2 separate regions of the Homo sapiens genome follow, and region 2 is linked to region 1. A link is a contact called in ENCODE Hi-C or POLR2A ChIA-PET data. All regions are on one chromosome and are shown on one strand. Each heading gives the region's core, a stretch centred on a gene start or an enhancer-like site at or near the end of the contact. The rest is flanking DNA. Distances are from core to core; before and after follow the strand shown. Region 1 holds the start of SLC9C1 (solute carrier family 9 member C1). Region 2 overlaps LOC105374041 (a long non-coding RNA gene).

The links. A loop is a pair of places that touch in the nucleus more often than their neighbours do. ChIA-PET counts read pairs that join two places held with the same protein, here RNA polymerase II (POLR2A). Pooled maps may share reads with other maps.
Region 2: a loop to region 1 is called in a pooled map, with 2.2 times the contacts of the local background. The contact joins the enhancer-like site here to the promoter of SLC9C1 in region 1. A Hi-C loop is called at or near these places in 4 of 50 pooled maps. POLR2A ChIA-PET finds 5 or more read pairs at or near these places in 6 of 52 experiments (H1, OCI-LY7, Panc1 and 2 more).

What each region holds. Positions count from the first base shown.
Region 1 is chr3:112,291,450-112,296,489 of GRCh38, reverse strand. It overlaps SLC9C1 (solute carrier family 9 member C1), which reads left to right and starts at 2,274. Exons shown (of 29, transcript NM_183061.3): 1 at 2,274-2,397.
Region 2 is chr3:112,388,429-112,393,468 of GRCh38, reverse strand. All of the region lies in intron 1 of LOC105374041 (a long non-coding RNA gene), which reads left to right. Among named protein-coding and RNA genes, the nearest start is that of CD200, 58 kb to the right of the region's middle. RefSeq lists enhancers at 1,708-1,817, 1,868-2,483. Within about 2 kb of position 2,133, at least 11 of the 41 ENCODE cell types and tissues checked have a DNase peak (open chromatin) inside an H3K27ac peak, as active enhancers do.

The DNA of each region.
Region 1 (5,040 bases), core at 1,025-3,524:
TTCTAACATTTTTGTAATCTTAGGGTTGGTGTCTTTTATTGTCCATTCTCATTCAAGTTGGGATCACCTTGGTTCTTGGTATGATGAGCGATTTTCAATTTCTATTTGGACATTGCAGATATTATAAGATACTGGATCTTATTTAAATCCTGGGTTTTACCAGGCATCCTCTGACACTGTTCTGGCAGGAGAAGTGGGGTCACCTCTTGTAGGCAAGTTGGAATAAAAGCTCAAGTTCTCTACTCAGTCTTCATTGACACACAGCCGAAGAAGGGGTGTCTTCTTACTGCTTAGGTAGGAGTGGGGCTTCAGGCTCTTCACTAGGTCTCTGATGATAGCCCCCTGGATGGGAAAGAGAAGGGTGTCCTATTACTGCTCCCTGCATGGTCTCCACTGATACCATGGGAGGTGGCTTATGCCTATAATCCCAGGACTTTGGGAGGCTGAGGAGAGGATGGCTTGAGGCCAGGAGTTTGAGACCAGCCTGGGCAACATAGCAAGACTCCATCTCTACAAAAAGAATTAAAAAATTAGGTGTGGTGACATGCCTGTAGAAGTATTCACCCAAATACTTGGGAGGTTCAGGTGTGAGGACTGCTTGAGCCCAGAAGTTTAAGGTAGCAGGGAGCTATGGTCATACCACTACCTTCCAGCCTGAGTGACAGAGTGAGATCCCATCTCTTGGAAAAAAAAGGTGAATGATTCTGGATTACAAGGATGTCCAGTGTGTGGTCATTAGAGTATATTGCTAAAGAGAAATATTAGACAACATTTACATTTCCTGTTTTATTTATATATATATATATATATATATATATATAAACTTAGCAAGACATATGTATATAAACAAATACATAATGTGGCAAATATTAGCTTTGCAACTTAATTAATTTTTAAATATATATCCACACATGAACCACAACCCACACACAGATATGTGGCATGTATTTCCAACAATGAGAATCCTTTTTTTTTTTTTTTGAAACGGTGTCTCACCCTGTCTCCCAGGCTGGAGTGCAGTGGCGCAATCTCGGCTCACTGCAACCTCCATCTCCCGGGTTCAAGTGATTCTCCTTTCTTAGCCTCCCGGAGCTAGGACTATAGGCGCCTGCCACCATGCCCGGCTAATTTTTGTATTTTTAGTAGAGACGGGGTTTCACCTTGTTGGTCAGGCTGGTCTCGAACTCCTGACCTCAGGTGATCCACCTGCCTCGGCCTCCCAAAGTGCTGGGATTACAGGCATGAGCCACTGCACCTGGCCGAGAATAGATTTTTTAAAGACCCAAGAAAAGGGGCAGCCCAGCAAGACAGAAAATTTCACCAGTAACTGCTCTACTTTAACCAAACACCACAGAAAAGTGTTCACCCACTCCCTGTACCCACATACCAGCAAAGACTGAGTAGGAAGCTTAAACTTCACCCATACCATACAAGATGCCAGAACCCTGCCTGTTTCCCCACCCCAACCAGAGCAGTATCAGAAAAGGCCTTGTGGGAGCTGGAACTTCCATAACAACCAGGCCATAAAGATGCACCCCATGCCTCAGTTGGAGACCATGTAGGGAGCCTGGACTTCTGCTCCAACCCAGCCAAACAAGTTGCCTCCTGCCTTCTTCATCAGGGTAGTATCAGAGGAGGCCAAATGAAGAGTTGGGAATTTTACCACCATTCACTTATAAACGTGTGGGTCGGGAGAAAGAGATGAAACACAGAGAACAAAACATTAAATACAATTTTAAATAACTTTAAGATATTTTATGAGAGTAGGAATGTGAAAAGTTGGCTCTATAGTAATAACTAAGTAATTTCAATTAAAATATTTTTTACATATTATGTTTAGAAAAAACAAATGAGTATATCATTATTCCTGAAAATTTCCTCACATATAACCCAGAGTGAAAGTTCACCTTGTCATCTTGATTTCATTCTCTTACATGCCCACAATATCCATTCACTTTTTCCCTAACCCAGCAACCTGCGTCCTCATATCTCTACCACACTATCTTATCCAGGAAACTTCCTTTTACTAGAATTCTGGGAAAGCAGTGTCCAACAGCTCTTTGTCAGAAATCCACTGTCCCAAAGTCTTAAATTAACACAATGGCGCAATTTCTGTAGGTTCATTTTCACCCCTTATTTGTTTATTTTTAAAAAATAAAACAAAGCCTTAAGCCGTCAAATGCCTGAGATATACAGGAGCAATGACGTTGCATTTCATCAGCCAATCAAGTAAGAGATGATGGGCCTGAAGCTAACCGGTGCAGACTAGGGGCGAGTTTGGAGCAAGTAACTGTCAGTGAGGTTGCAGTTGGTCTGGGCTGTTTGGCTGTGAGCGAAATAGCTGCCCCCCACTTCTCACTTGCACACCACGGGATACTCCTCCTGAGGCTCCGGATGGTGAGCTCTCCAGTCTCTAGTTTCCTTTTCTGGAAGTTGACCTTTCCTACTGGTACTTTCTCTCTCAGTCTCGCCTCCTAGATGAACAAAGGCTCCCACTGTTTTCCTGCTAGAGATTCAGCCACTCCCTCTTGGCGCTTCTGCCTTTCTTGTGGCAGACCATGGAACACTTTCCCAAAGATCAGCTAGCTTCTCGGTTTGAACTTCTACCCCTTAGCTGCTTCCCCTCCTCCATTATGCTTTTTACATCAACTCTTTGTGAACTATCCAGTGGCATGTGTTCCCTTTGCGTTACTGAAACTGAAAAGTCCAGCCCTAGGGGAAAGCTCACTGGTTCAGGGAATCGCCTCAGGTGTGTGGAGCTGATCTTGAGCTGGAGGAAGGGCTCATTCTGAGTGGAGGGGCATTAGGAGGGCAATAGCCCACCCACCTTCAGAGTCAGTAAGATGTCTGCGTTGTGTGGTAGGAGAGTTTACTAAGGAGACAATCCAGCCTCTGGTATCAATATAAAATAAACCATTAAGCATGAGCTTTGTAGCTGTGAAGATTACTGAGATCCCACAGTGCCCTCTTCAGGATGCTTTCTTCACCTAATTCTTGCAAAACGTTCCAATCTGAAGGAAGAAGACTGTTTCCATGTTCAGTAACATGGTAAATTAGTGTGACTTACGGTTCATGAGACAAAATTTCTCAATGCTGGCTGACTGACAAGGACAAATTCATGTCATTTTTGAGAGGGCAGTCATTAATTTCCTCCACACACAAAGAGAATTGAGATATTAGCTAACATGAGAGATATATATATATATATATATTTGAAATAGAGTCTCACTCTGTCACCCAAGCTGGAGTGCAGTGGCACAATCTAGGCTCACTGCAATCTCTGCCTCTTCAATTGATTCTCCTGTCTCAGCCTCCCAAGTAGTTGGGATTACAGGCATGTGCCACCACACCTGGCTAATTTTTTTTTTTTTTTTTTTGTATTTTTAGTAGAGACAGTTTCACTATTTTGGCCAGGCTAGTCTCGAACTCCTGATCTCAAGTGATCCACCCGCCTAGGCCTCCCAAAGTGCTGGGATTACAGGCGTGAGCCACTGTGCTCAGTCAACTAACTTATTGTTAAATTAATGCAGAGGACCTATGTGATAAACCAATATTTTTTTCTTTAATGGGATTTGGACTCACAGACTTTTACAAAGCTGTCAAAAGTCAGCTTAAGATGAAGAGTTCTAATTATATTGAAAACCTGTGGCCGGGCGTGGTGGCTCACGCCTGTAATCCCAGCACTTTGGGAGGCCGAGGCGGGCAGATCACAAGGTCAGGAGATCGAGACCATCCTGGCTAACACAGTGAAACCCCGTCTCTACTAAAAATACAAAAAATTAGCCGGGCGTGGTGGCTGGCGCCTGTAGTCCCAGCTACTCGGGAGGCTGAGGCAGGAGAATGGTGTGAACCCGGGAGGCAGAGCTTGCAGTGAGCCGAGATCGCACCACTGCACTCCAGCCTGGGCGACAGATCATGACTCCGTCTCAAAAAACAAAAAAAAGAAAACCTGTTTATTCTCATAGCTATTTCCTTACCCATACATTTAACATATTAAGCTACAGTAATGTTAGTATTTTTAAAACTATTTTAAGATGACATCTATTCTCAAATAGAGATTTCTTATGAGATTTTGGAGTAGAGGTTGGGGAAGCCAAATGGTATTTATCACATATGCATAGCCAGAGAGATAAATTGTGTTGAATTTGATCATATATATCTCTGAATTTAAGAGTAAACAGGATTCGTGGTAATTTTATTATTATTAATGTGATTATAATTTAACTTTCATGTTCTGGGATACATGTGCAGGTTTGTTATATGGGTAAATTCATGTCATGGAGATTTGTTGTACAAATTATTTAATCACCCAGCTATTAAGCCTGGCACCCATTAGTTATTTTTCCTGATCCTCTCTCTCCTCCCACCATCTACCCTCAAGTAGGCCCCAGTGTATTCCCCTCTATGTGTCCACGTGTTCTGAATATTTAGCTTCCACTTATAAGTGAGAACATGCAGTATTTGGTTTTCTGTTCCTGCATTAGTTTGCTAAGAATAGTGGCTTCCAGCTCCATCCATGTTCCTACAAAGGACATGATCTCATTCTTTTTTATGGCTGCATAGTATTTCATGGTGTATATGTGCCACATTTAGTTTATCTAGTCTACCATTGATGGGCATTTGGGTTGATTCTATGACTTTGCTTTTGTGAACAGTACTGCAATGAATGTACGCATGCATATGTCTTTATGATAGAACAGTTTACATTTCTTTGTGTTTATACCCCGTAATGGGATTGCTGGGTCAAATGTTAGATCTGTTTTTAGGTCTTTGAGGAATCACCACACTGTTTTCCACAGTGGTTGAACTAATTTACATTCCCACCAACAGTGTATAAGCATTCCTTTTTCTCCACAACCTTGTCAGCATCTGTTATTTTTTGACTTTTTAATAGGAGCCATTTTGACTGGTGTGAAATGGTACCTTCCTTGTGGTTTTGATTTGCATTTCTCTAATGATCAGTGATGTTAAGCTTTTTTTTTCATATGCTTGTTGGCAGCATGTATGTCTTCTTTTTAGAAGTGTCTTGTCCTTTGCCTA
Region 2 (5,040 bases), core at 884-3,383, 97 kb before region 1:
AAGGTTTCTGCTCTGTCGAGGCCACTAACAAAGAATAAGAAGATGACCCCATAGACTGGGAGAAAATATTTGCAAAACACATATCTGATAAAAAAAAAAGACTGTTATCCAAAATATACCCACCCCCTGAAAAAACCCTCTTAAAACTCAACAGTAAGAAAGTGAACAACCAGATTGGTTGCCCACAACAAATGGGCAAAAGATCTGAACAGACATCTCACCAAAAAAGATACAGATGACTAATAAGCACATAAAAAGATGTTCACCATCGTATATTATCAGGGAAATGTGACTCAAAATGATGAGATACCTCTATACACCTATTTAAATGGCAAAAATTCAAAACAGTGAGAACACCAAATGCTGGTGAGAATGTGGAGCAACCGGGACTCTCTTTTATTGCAGATGGCAATGAAAAATTGTGTAGCCACCTTGGAAGACAGTTTGGTAGTTTCTTCTGAACATATAATTCAAAAATCATGCTCCTTGGAATTTTCTCATATTAGTTAGAAACACATCCATACAAAAATCTGCATGCAGATATCTATAGCAGCTAAATTAATAATTACCAAAATGTGGAAGAAACCAAGATGTCCTTCAATAGGTGAATGAATAAGTAAACTGCGGTATATCCATTCAATGGAATATTATTCACCATTAAAAAGAAATGCACTGTCACACAGTGAAAATTACCATGTGAAGCAAGCCAATCTAAAAAAGCTACAAACTTTATGGTTCCAACTACGTAACATTCTGCAACAGGCACAACTATGAAGACAGTAAAAAGATCAGTGGTTGTCTGGGGTTAGGGAAGAAGAGGGAATGAATCAGCAGAGCACAGAGAACTTTCAGGGCAGTGATACTATTCTGCATAATACTGTAATGATGGCTACATGTTATGATACATTTGCAAAGCTTATAGAACGTGCAACACCAAGGGTGAACCCTAATGTATAGTATGAACTTTGGGTGACAATGATATGTCAATGTCATATGGAGTTTCATTATAACAAATATAGTGCTCTTACGTGGGATATTGCTAGTGGGGGAAGCTATGAGTATGTGGGGGCAGGGAGTATGTGGAAAATCAGTGTACCTTCTGCTCAGCTTTGCTATAAACCTAAAACTAAAAAATAAAATCTATTTTAAAACCTAAAAAACAAAATCTATTAAAAAATAGGATTAGACATTTGCGTAACCTGAAGTGCCTCTAAGAAATCTTAGAGTCATCTGAAAGAGTTTGGTACCCACCAAGTGAAACTGTCGTTCATTTCATAACTAATAATATCATTGAAAACCACAATACAATCAAAATAAATTGAAGACACACCTCTTGAGAAACTTTACTAAATCTTCGCAAACATATTCTTTCCATTCCTAAATGTAACCTTATGGGTCAACTATTATTTTTAAGTTAACCTTCTTTATCTATAAGAAGGCTTTTAAAACTCATTTACATATAAGGAAACAGATGTACAAAGAAGATCAGTGGGTTGCTCAAGGTCACAGAGCTAGTAAGAGAAGAGACAGCGTCAATCCTAGGCTCTTGCGTGACACCCTGGAACTCCCTTATCCTGATCTCTTTCTTTGGGCAAGACCTATGACACCCCGCATGAGGAAAAAGAACTAAGTACACTCAGTGAAGCTGTGCCTTTGGATGACTGCATTGTGAGCTTTCCAGAGACTGCCAGTTCCTCTGCCTTGGGTTCTGAAGGGCACCAGCCAGGCCTCTCCTGAGTAGGAGGCTAACACAAGTCTGGCTCTGTCCAGGAAGGTCCTCTGTGCCCCATGGGTGGACTAAAATGAAGAATGCTGAAGAAGCCACTGAAATGACAGGGAAGGTTCATATTTCAAGCAGAAAATACAGCAAATGTGAAAGCCTTGAGTTGGGAACAAGCAGATGCCTGTGGCCAGGCAGGAGAAGGAGCCCCCAGGAACCACCAGTGGCAGGGCAGAGGTGTACATAGTTTACATTTTATTCCACTGAAACATTTCCTCCTTATCATTTCTTTTCATTCCTGCGTATGTGTTGACCTCAACTCAGATGGAAGCCTTGCAGCTGAAGGCAGAAGAGGGGAGGAGGCCTTACATGGTACCACTGACTGTCAGGAAATGAGCATATTTGGTTAACAAGAGAGGGATGAGGAGAGAGAAACAATTGAGTTCTGTTTCCTGAGTGACAGAGCTAGCACCAGGCTCTGCTGAAGAAAGCACAAACAAAAGCTTTATTTGTTTCCCAGCAGCAGTGCCCACTAAGGCCTCTCCACAGAAAAGAGATCTGAAGAAGAAGCCAATGAGATTTATTTTTACCATACCGAGTATGTGTGTTGAAAGTGAGAGGCATCTGGGGGAGTTACTTTTTAGCTGCCTCTTACATAGCTTCCCAGCTAAGGAGTTTTGGCATCTACCTCCTTAGGAATTCCTACTTTATCCTTCATGCTTCAAGACTAAAGCTCTTGCAGTTCCCCGAACAATGTTATCCCTCTCTTCTACTCAGTCTCAATCTGTTTTGGCTCACGTTTTCAGATTCTTTATTTTTGACCTCAGCATTACTTTCATCAGAAAGATTTTTTGGCTCTGTCCCAGGGTGACATCAATTGGGCTTTTTTGGAAAAGATTCATAGAGGCTTTTGTGTGCAGAAAACAATACTTACAGTACTCTGTGTTGTCACTGACACTCATTCAACTACAATTATAAACGGAAAACTTTGCTTTTCTTAAGGTTTTAAACATAATTGAAAAACATTTGGTATTAATCTATAAATGTAAACATTTTTCAGTTAAATTAAGCACGGTTTGTCCTTGGTTATTGTTTGGTTGGCATATATATATATATATATATATATATATATATGTATGTATGTATTTCACGAACAAAATGTATATAAATCTTTAGGTACTATATATAAGCTTAAATTATTTCATATTTTAAATATACAGTTGACTCTTGAAAAAGGCAGATGTTAAGGACATTGTCTCCCTTCACAGTAAAAAATCTACATATAACTTGACTCTCCAGAAACTTAACTACTAATAGACTACTGCTGACTGGAAGAATTACTGATAATATAAACACTCAATTAACACATATTTTATATATTATGTGTATTATATACTGTATTCTTACAATAAAGTAAGATAGAGAAAAGAAATGTTATTAAGCTATTCCTAAGAGAAAATATATTTACTATTCATTAAGTGGATCATCATAAAGGTCTTCATCCTTGTCATCTTCACACTGAGTAGGTTGAGAAAGAGAGGAAAGAGGAAGGGTTGGTCTTGCTGTCTCAGGGGTGGCAGAACTGAAAGAGGTGGAAGAGGTGGAAGGAGGAGTGGCAGGCACAGTGGTGTAGCTTTACAGAAATACATGATTTCTGTCTGCCTTTTTTGCTTTTTCATTTCTCCAAAGATAATACCATACAGTACCAATCCTTCCACCATTTGCTTTAATTTCAGTTCTTGTATCATAGAAGACTCCATGTTGTACAAAAAGTCAGAAGCAGTGTTAAATAATTGTAACCCTTCTGCCAGATTGTCTAATGTCAATTTGTTTTCTGGCACTGCTTCTCCTATGTACTCTTCCTCACTATCTCACACTGGTTTGGAAGTCCTTATCTCCATCAAGTTTTCTTCTGTTAATTCTTCTGATGTGGTGCCTATGCGTTCTTGAACTTCTTCATGATTCATATCTTGAAACCTCTCATCCCTGCACCATTTTTGCCATATCCACAATCTCTTTCAAGATTCCTTTGACTGGTCCTGCCACAAATCCTGTGAAATCATGCACAACACCTGGACACAGTTTTCTCCAGCAAAATTTATTTGTTTGGGCCTGATTGCTTTCACAGCATTTTCTGTAACAACGATGGCATCTTCAATGGGGTAATCTTCCAAACTTTCATGATGTGCTCTCTATTGGGATTCTCCTCCATAGTGCTGACAATCATTCCATAGACTACCGTGAATAATGAGCCTTAAAGGTCCTTATGATCCCCCGATCTCCGCTGAATTACAGATGCTGAGTTTGTGGCCAAATAGACCACTTTGATGCCTTTGGTGTAGAACTCGTAGAGTTCTAGGTGGCCAGGGACATTGTCCAATATCAAAATAACTTTATAAAAAAGCCCTTTACTGGCAAAGTACTTCCCAATTTCAGGAACAAAGCATTGATAGAACCAATCAGAAAAAGAGTTCTCATTTTCTGGGCCTTCTTGTTGTAATACAGCCAAGAGACTGACAGCTGGTGTTTTATTTTCCTTCAAGGTTTGGGTGTTAGTAGCTTTATAGATAGGGACAGCCCTGATCACAAACCCAACTGCTTTTGCACAAAACAATAGCATTAGCCTATCCCTTCCTGCCTTAAATCCTGGTGCTTGCTTTTCTTCCTTACTAGTAAATATCTTTTGTGGCATTTCTCCCCCACCCCCCAAAATGGGGCACTTTCATCTGCAATAAAAATCTCTTCAGGAAAATGTCCTTTATCCTCAATGGGTTTCTTAATGGTGTGTGGAAATTTGCTGCCTCTTGGTTGGCAAAAGCTGCTTTTCTTGTTATCTTGTCATTTTTTAAGCCACACTTCTTTCTAAAATTATCAAACTATCCTTTCTGGCATTAAGTTCTCCAGATTTAGATCTTTCACCTTCCTTTTGCTTTAAGTTATCATATAGTGACTTTGCTTTTTCTTGAATCATGTTAGAGTGTATAAGTATGCCTTTCTTATAGCAATCCTGCACCCACATAAAAGGTGCATTTTCAATATGACATAAAAAGGTATTTTGCAAAAAGTGCGAAGTCTTGGTACTTCCTGGCCTAGCTGTAGTGATGGCTTCATATCTTCTCTTTTCTTCTCTTTTTTTTCTTTTCTTTTCCAATGAGCCTTATACTAGATTCATTTATCCTGAAGTGACAGGAAACTTCAGCTGCAGACCCCAATCTATGGGACCTATCAAACAATTCACCTTTTTTTGGTAATGTCGTGACTCTTCTCTGTTTCTTGGGAGCACTTCCAGCAGCACTACTGACTCTTTGTATGGGTCCCAT